Regions from separate parts of the Homo sapiens genome. Here region 2 is linked to region 1. The links are chromatin loops, found by intact Hi-C in ENCODE. Cell type or tissue: endothelial cell of umbilical vein. All regions are shown on one strand. Links, peaks and the distances in the headings refer to the core of each region. The heading gives the core; the rest is flanking DNA. Region 1 has its middle 33 kb from the start of LNCOG. Region 2 has its middle 19 kb from the start of BBS10.

What was found. Hi-C counts contacts between places; a loop is a spot of excess contacts. Peaks named below come from ENCODE experiments on the same cell type or tissue, not always from the same donor. Only the 100,000 strongest peaks of a DNase experiment are listed, where the experiment ranks them.
Region 2: a loop joins it to region 1, with 2.9 times the contacts of the local background. A loop is called at or near these places in 1 of 110 quality-filtered maps.

Annotation. Positions count from the first base shown.
Region 1 is chr12:76,224,424-76,228,826 of GRCh38, reverse strand. No RefSeq gene overlaps it. Among named protein-coding and RNA genes, the nearest start is that of LNCOG, 33 kb to the left of the region's middle. In endothelial cell of umbilical vein, for the core only: no CTCF peak of the experiment used is centred there; a DNase peak (open chromatin) is centred at 2,156; H3K27ac peaks cover 1,463 bases.
Region 2 is chr12:76,326,964-76,331,366 of GRCh38, reverse strand. No RefSeq gene overlaps it. Among named protein-coding and RNA genes, the nearest start is that of BBS10, 19 kb to the left of the region's middle. In endothelial cell of umbilical vein, for the core only: no CTCF peak of the experiment used is centred there; a DNase peak (open chromatin) is centred at 1,966; H3K27ac peaks cover 1,167 bases.

The sequences.
Region 1 (4,403 bases), core at 274-4,273:
AAATAAAGAACAAAATGGTCTTTGTTTGCTGACAACCTGATAATATATATAGAAAAAGCCCTGAAAACTCCTCCATCAAAAAACCTGTTAGAATAAACAAAATCAGTAAAGTTACAGGATACAAAATCAACATACAGAAAGTAGTTGCATTTCTGTACACTAACCAGAGCTATTCAAAAAAGAAATTAAGAAAACAATCCCCAGGCCTATAATCCCAGCACTTTGGAAGGCTGAAGTGGGAGGATTGCTTGAGTCTGGGAGTTCAAGACCAGCCTGGGCAACATAGTAAAACCCTCATCTCTACAAAAAATAAAAATAAATTTGCTGGGCATGGTGGTGCACACCTGTAGTCCCATCTACTCAGGAAGCTGAGGAGGGAAGATTGCCTGAACCTGGGAGGTTCAGGCTGCAGCGAACCATGTTTGTGCCACTACACTCTAGCCTGGGCAACAGAGAGAGACCCTGCCTGTAGTCCCAGCTAATTGGAAGGCTGAGGCAAAAAGATTACTTGAGGCTAGGAGTTCAAGGCTGCAGTGAGCTATGATCACACCACTACACTCTAGCCTGGGTGACAGAACAAGACTGTCTCAAGACAAAATCCAACCAACCAAACAAAACCATTTAGAAATAAATTTAACCAAAATGAAAGACAGTACACTGAAAACTATAAAATATGTATGAAAATGAAGAAGACATAAATAAATGAAAGACTATTCCATGATCATGGATTGGAAAAATTAATATTGTTAAAAAATCCATTCTACCTAAAATAATACAGATTCAATCCAATCTCTATAAAAATTCTAATGGCATTTTCCAAAGAAATATAAAAAACAATCCTAAAATTCATAGTCAAAGGAATTTTGAGGAAGAAGAATGAAGCAAGAGACATTACAGCACCTGATTTCAAAATAGACTACAAGGCTATAGCAATCAAAATAGTATGGTACTGGAATAAAAACAGACACCCAGACCAATGAAACAGAATAAAAAGCCCAGAAGTAAATCCATATATTTGTGGTCAATTGATCTTTGACGAAGGTGCCAAGAACACACAATGGGGTAAAGAGAGCTTCTTCAATAAATGATCATGGGAAAACTGAATATCTACATGCAGAAAAATAAAATTGAACACTTATCTCACACCACATGCAAAAATTAACTCAAAATATATTAAAGAGTTAAACATAAGACCTGAAACGGTAAAACCACTAGAAGAAAACATGAGTGGAAAGCTGACACTGGTTTGGACAATGATATGAACAAAAGCATATGAATATTGGTTTGGACAATGATATGAACAAAACCATACAGATATGACCTCAAAATCCTAGACAACAAAAATAGGTAAATTTACCTATTTTTAGGTAAATGAAATTGCATCAAACTTAGAAGCTTCTGCACAGCAAAGGAAGCAATCAACAGAAAATAGAGATAACCTATGAAATAGGAGAAAATATTTGCAAACCCTATATCTGATAATGGGCTAATATCCAAAATATATAAGGCATTCAAACAACTCCACAAGCAAGAAAACAAATGACTAGTTTAAAAAATGGGCAAAAGACCTGAATAGGGATTTCTCCAAAGAAGACATACAAATAGCCAAGGGGAATATGAAAAACTGCTCATCATCACTAATCATCAGGAGAATGCAAATCGAAACCACAATGAGATATTACCTCACACCTGTTAGAATGGCTATTATCAAATAACAAGTGTTGGCAAGGATGTGAAGAAAAGGGAATACTTGTATACAGTTAGTGGAAATGTAAACTGGTATAGCTATTATAGAAAATAGTACAGGAGTTCCTCAAAAAAATTAAAATAGAATTACCATATGAGCTAGCAATCTCACTTCTGGGTACATATCCAAAGGAAATGAAATCAGTGTGTTGAAGAGATATCTGCACTTCTATGTTTATTGCAGCATTATTTACAATAACCAAGATTTGAAATCAAGCTAAGCATCCATCTGTGAATGAATGAAGAAAATGTGGCATATATATATGTGTGTGTGTGTGTGTGTGTGTGTGTGTGTGTGTGTGTGTGTGTGTATAATACAATGAAATATGAGTCAGCCTTAAAAAGGAAGGAAATCCTGTCATTTAGGACAACATGGGTGAATGTGGAGGACATTTCGTTAAGTGAAATAAACCAGGCACAGAAAGAAAAATAAATACTGCGTAATCTCACTTATATATGGAATCTAAAAATATCAAACTTACAAAAGCAGAGCAGAATGGTGGTTGCCAGGCACTGAGGGATGGGGAAATGGGGAGATGCTGGTGAAAGAGTACAGAGTTTCAGCTCTAAGATGAGTAAGTTCTGGAGTTCTAATGTACAGCATGATGACTATGGCAAATAATATTGCATTGTATGCTTTTTTTTTTAGACAGGGTCCTGCTCTGTCGCTCAGGCTATAGCGCAGTGGTGCCATCACAGCTCGCTGCAGCTATGACCACCCCGGCTCAGGCGATCCTCCTACCTCAGCCTCCTGAGTAGCTAGGACTACAGACATGCCACGTGGCTAATTTTTGTAGAGAGAGGATTTCATCATGTTGCCCAGCTGGTTTGGAACTCCTGGGCTCAAGGGACCCACCTGCCTTGGCCTCCCAAAGTGCTAGAATTACAGGCGTGAGCCACCACGCCCTCAAGAGTAGATCTTAAGTGTTCTCACCACACACACACACACACACACACACACACACACACACAATGTGAGGTAATTAGCTTGATTGTGGTACTCATTTACAATATATACATATATCAAAATATTACACTGTATGCTTAAATATATACAATTTTTATTTGTCAATTATACCTCAATAAACCTGGAAAAAAATTGAAAGAATACGTTCAACAAAAATCCATATCACTTCACCTAAATCCAGTACTGCCCCACACTTTACAGATCTCCTTTGCTTGTCCTCAGCCTTGCCCATCCCCAAGGGCTGGGGAATATTCTGGCTGACGGGCATGTCCATCTGGGGCCTATCTCCCACCTCTCCTTATTATTTTTATTTCATGATTCAGATATCCTAGAGTACAGAATCCCTGCTACTTTCATCTTTTTGGAGTCTGCTTACTTGAGGTTAGACCATATTCACTATGCACACTCCTAGACCAAAAGGTGGCCAAGGACCAACTGTGGGAGTGGGAGTGGGAGTGGATAACTGTAGCATGGATGGTGTTTGAACATATGAACTGGGGTGTCCACACATATGTGCAGGATGGACCGAGGGCTAGGAGGAGAAGGGAAACCCAGCTCCTGGCCAGATGACTGGAGGCTGGCTCTCCTTGCATTGCTGTGTGCTAGCATAAATCTTATAGGAGTTTGCAAATTTTAAATGTGATCTTGGCTTCTAAGTTATTATGAAGATATGCGGTCAAAGTAACAGTTAGTACATCTTTTTTTATTTTGTTAACTTGCCTTATAAAACTTTAAGTATTTAGGCACGTGGCTGAATAGTCTTCATTTGCATTTGTGTCCCAACCATGGCAAGAGTTAGGACAGGATGGCTTGGATACGCTAATTGCATACAATAATTGTCAGCATTTGCCACATTTGCTTTCTCTCTCTGTCTGTCTGTCTATCTGTCTATCTACGTCCTATCTGCCTGTGCAGCAATGTGCCTCTTTTTAAAGCTGAGCCTAGCCAGGTGCAGTGGCTCATGCCTATAATCTCAACACTGTGGGGACCCAAGGTGGGAGGATCACTTGAGCCTAGGAGTTGGAGACCAACCTAGGCAACATAGTGAGACCTTGTCTCCACAAAAAATTGAAAAATTAGCTGGGTGTGGTGGCACACATCTGTGGTCCCAGCTACTCAGGAGGCTGAGGCAGGAGGATCACTTGAGTTTGGGAGGTCTAGGCTGCAGTGAGCCATGGTTGGGCCACTGCACTCCAGCCTGAGTGACAGAGCGAGACCCTGTCTCTAAGTAAATAAATAAATAAAACTGAGCCACTTGAAAGTGTATTGCAGACATCATGAGACTCCATCTCCAAGTACTTCACCATTGTTTTCTAAGAGAAAGGACATTCTTTTTTATAATCACTATTCTATTATCACACCAAAGAAGTTTTACGTTAACATAATAAAATTATCTAATATCTACCCAATGTTCAAATCTTCTCCATTGTCTTTAAAATGCCCTGTTGAGGTTTTTTTTTTTGTGTTCTGTTTTTTAAATCTAGGATCCAATCAAGAATAACTACCACATTTGTTTTTTGTGTTGTATATAATAGTAATGACATTAGGAAATCACCAAAAAAGCATTTATCTTAAGTAGAGGTCAGGTCAGATAGCTTAGTGTAATTGGTGAAGATGTTAATACACTAAATATATTATATTGAAATAGAATGCAATGTCTTCAACATTTTAAGAGATGAGGGAAAATAAA
Region 2 (4,403 bases), core at 324-4,323, 100 kb before region 1:
CATGTCTTTCAGGTTCATCCATGTTGTCACAAATGTCAGGATTTCTTCTTTTTTATGGCTGAATAGTACTCCGTTGTGTATGTATACCACATTTCTCTTCATTCATTCATGTATTGATGTACACTTAGGTGGATTCCGAATCCCGGCGATTGTGAATAGTGCTGCAGTAAACATGGAAGTGCTGCTATCCCCTCAACATGTTGATTTCATTTCCTTTGCATATGTACCCAGTAGTGGGATTACTGAAACATGGTAGTTCTATTTTTAATTTTTTGAAACATCTCCACACTGTTTTTCATAATGGCTGTACTAATCTACATTCCCACCAATTGTGTACAAAAGTTGTCTTTTTTTCCATATTCTTGTCAATGCTTGTTAACGTTTGTCTTTTTGATAGTAGCCATTCTAACAGGTGAGAAGTGATATATCCTTATAGTTTTAATTTGCATTTCCTTGATGATTAGTGATGTGCAGCACTTTTAGATATACCTGTTAGCCACTTGTATGGAAGACCCCCTACCCCTCTCTTTGGGCAGGCAGCTTCAGGAGAGGTTCAGGAGCAAGGGAGCACAAAATCAAGCCTAGCAGCCAACAAGGTGACAGACATCATAGCCCAATCACCTTCATGTTCTCATTAAAAGATTTGGGACTTTTACCTAACAAATTCAGTTGCTTAAAAACTGAGCCAGACATTAATATGTCACAGTGTTGGGGCATAGCACTTCTATAGGGCTTGGAAGTTGGAAAATCTGTTTTCTTGTATTTCTCCTGCTTTCACTAATTATAAGCAAATTTATCAAGCACAATTTTATGCAATTCCCTTTGCCAGAAGCTGTGGGGGATGAAAAGATACGTAAGACACAGTTCTTGACTTCAATAAGCTTGTGATTTCATAGGGAGAAAGCCTCACACCATGAAAAGATTAACCAAAAATACATAGCGGTATGTAAAGGTTGAATGGGGGAGTGCTGATTAAATGCAGCTTTTATCATGTGAGGTGAGAGCTTACTGTGGGCAATAAAGGACAGAGAAAGCTTATCAAAGGAAAGTAAACTTGAGTCGGAATTTGAAGGAAAGGATGTAAAGGAATAAGCCAGACATGAAAGTAAGCTAGAGGGGAAATTTCAAGAGAGAGAAATAATGTAAATAAAGATGCTAAGGGATCAATACACAAAGGACATTTAATTGGGATTGCCTCATGGCGCAGAGTCTGAGAAAATATATTCAAAGAAACAGTCCAGCAATTAAAAGTAATTCAAATCTTTGCTGGAATCTTTCAAAGGCTGTCCACAGGGATCTATCCAATTGGTAATCCCAAGCATAATTTCCTATAATATCCTTTTCTACATTTCTTGAGGTCTAATATCTCTCACATATTGCAGCTATAACTAGACCAAGGGTTGGCGAATTTTTTCTGTAAAGAACCAGATAGTAAATATTTTAGTCTTTGCGGGCCGGATAGGATCTGTTGTAATTATTTCACTCTGCAGCTGTAGCCACAAAAGCAGCCATAGACAATATGTTAATGATGGATATGGCTGTGTTTCAATAAAACTTTATTAGCAATAATAGGTGGCAGGCTGCATTTGGCCCGCAGGCCATAGTTTGCATATCCCCGAACAAGACTTATTTCCAATACCCCCAGCAAAGTCAACCTCTCCTCACAACCTAAGTTCTCCTTTTCTTTTTTATCCTTCCCCTGTCCTTTTTCTTGTCTCTCACAGTTAAATTTTATTCCCTATGATGCCAGTTCCTGTTTTTCATTAAGAATCAGGATCAATGGGTAGAGAAAAACAGAATAGGAATCATGACATACCAGGGAAATATTGACCATTTCTAACAAGGAAGAGTGAGTCAACCCAAGGAATATTTTAAGAAAATTAACCTGGCAGCACTGTGTGGGATGGATTTTAGTGGGTATTAGCAGGAAGCAAAGAGACCTATTAAGAGGTTATGGCAAAGAACTGATGCAATAGATGTGGAGTATAAACTAGAATGTCAGATAGGAATGGGAAGAAGGGATGGGCGTGGGACAAAGTGTGACTCAAAGATTAGCTGGAATTGACACTGATTAGATGCAGGGGAAGGAGTCAAAGTCAGTAAGTGGAGGATTCCTGAGATACAAAAGCTGAGTCAGTAGGAAAATATTTGAATCATTTTTGTCTAATTTTTGAGTTCTTCTTTTTGACCCGCAAATGTTAGTGTTCCTCAGGTTTCTTTAGCTTTCTCTTCTCTTCTCTCCTCTTCTCTTCTTCTCTTCTTCTCCTCTTTTCACTTAATAAAATTTTCCTGGGTAGCAGGATTTAAATTCTTGGCTTTGACTATGACTGCTCAGCTGATAATTTCCAAATCTGTTATCTCTAGCCCAAATGTCTCTGGTGAGCTGCAGACCTATTTATTCAACTCCCTAGTTGGTGTTTCCAGGAAACAGGAAGACCCCAAGGCCCCTCAACTCAGGGTCCAGTTGACTTTTGATTTTATACTACTTTCAAGCAAATAAGTTAGCCTGTTACTATTTTATGGATGCAGACAGAAGAAACTGAGTCAGAGACAAAGGTCCTTTTTACTCACAGCACAGCAAGCAGCATGAGCATTAGCATGCTGGCATCAATTACCCTTGCACCCCAAATCCCATGAAGATGAATTGGGGGGCCCGATGGAGGCCTGCACATGCAGTTGATTGTGTTACAAGAAAGGACAGGAAGCTTGAGGAACCTACTATTTTATAGCAGGCAATGAGCAAGCTTGCTGCCTGTTCTGGAAGGAGTCCTTCAAGGTTGCTCACTGCAAAAAGAAGGCTGAGATATGGCCCAGGTAAAGAGTGGTCAAGGCCAGCTGGGCACAGTGGCTCACGCCTGTAATCCCAGCACTTTGGGAGGCCAAGGCAGGCGGATCATTTGAGGTCAGGAGTTTGAGCCCAGACTGGCCAACATGGTGAAACCCCATCTCTATTAAAAATGCAAAAATTAGCCAGGCATGGGGGCGGGCAACTGTAATCCCAGCTTCTCAGGAGGCTGAGGTGCAAGAATCACTTGAACACAGAGGGCGGATGTTGCAGTGAGCTGAGATCGTACCACTGCACTCCAGCCTGTGTGGCAGAGTGAGACCCTGCCTCAAAAATGAAACAAAAGAGTTGTCAAGGCCTTACATTCTTAGCATATTCAGATGTAAAGGATCACAAGAGACCCATGGAAGATTGTTCCAACACTCAGCATGTCCAAAACTGAATTCACCAGCTTCTTCCTTCAACCTGCTCTTCTATTTCCACACTTGGAAAAGGGCGCCATCTCCTATTGTAATCACTCAAACCCCAAATTAGCAGTTATCTCAGGGTCCTCCCTATCACTTTATTTGTTTCCTGTGACTGCTTAACAAATCAGGCCAGGCATGATGGCACATGCCTGTAATTTCAGCTATGTGGGAGGCTGAGGCAGGAGAATTGCTTGAGCCCAGGAGTTCAAGACCACCCTGGGCAACATAGTGAGACCCCATCACCTGCCAAAAAAATGAAAAAGCAAATGATCACAAACTGGATGGCTTAAAACAACATAAACTTATTCTCTCACAGTTCTGAAGGCCAGAAATCTCACTGAAGGCATTGGAGGGCTGTTCTCCCTCAGAAGGCTCTTGAGGAAAATCTGTTTCTTACCTCTCCCAGCTTCTGGGAGCTCCAGGAGCAGCTTAGTTTGTCGTCATATCATGTCCAGCTCTGTCTCTATGGTGACATTGCCTCGTCCTCCTCTCCTGTCAAATCTCCCTTGACCTCACCCTTATGAGGATGCTTATCACTGGATTTAGAGCCTACCTGGATAATCCAGGCTAAGATCATCCTCTCAAAAATCCTTAATTTAATCACATGTTTTGCCATATAAGGTAATAATCACAGGTTCTAAAGATTCGGGTGTGGACATATTTTTGGGGGCCACCCTTCAGTTGACTGCAGCCACCAAGTTCTCTAAACTCTCTGGCATAGTCATTTTTAATGCAATAAATATCCATTGAATTTAGGAGTTAGCTGCATAGAGATAATAGTTAAAGCTATGAAAATAGATGAGTCTCACTTCAGGAAGGAGAAAAGAAGGAACTATTCTTTATGGAGCTTGGAGCTTGGTGTTCTTATATAATTTTTTTTTTTTTTTTTTGAGACGGAGTCTAGCTCTGTTGCCCAGGCTGGAGTGGAGTGACGTGATCTCGGCTCTCTGCACCTCCGCCTCCTGGGTTTAAGCGATTCTCCTGCCCCAGCCTCCTAAGTAGCTGGGACACAGCCACGCACCACCATGCCTAGCTAATTTTTGTATTTTTAGTAGAGACGGGGTTTCACCATGTTGGTCAGGCTGGTCTCGAACTCCTGACCTCATGATGCGCCCACCTTGGCCTCCCAAAGTGCTAGGATTACAGGTGTG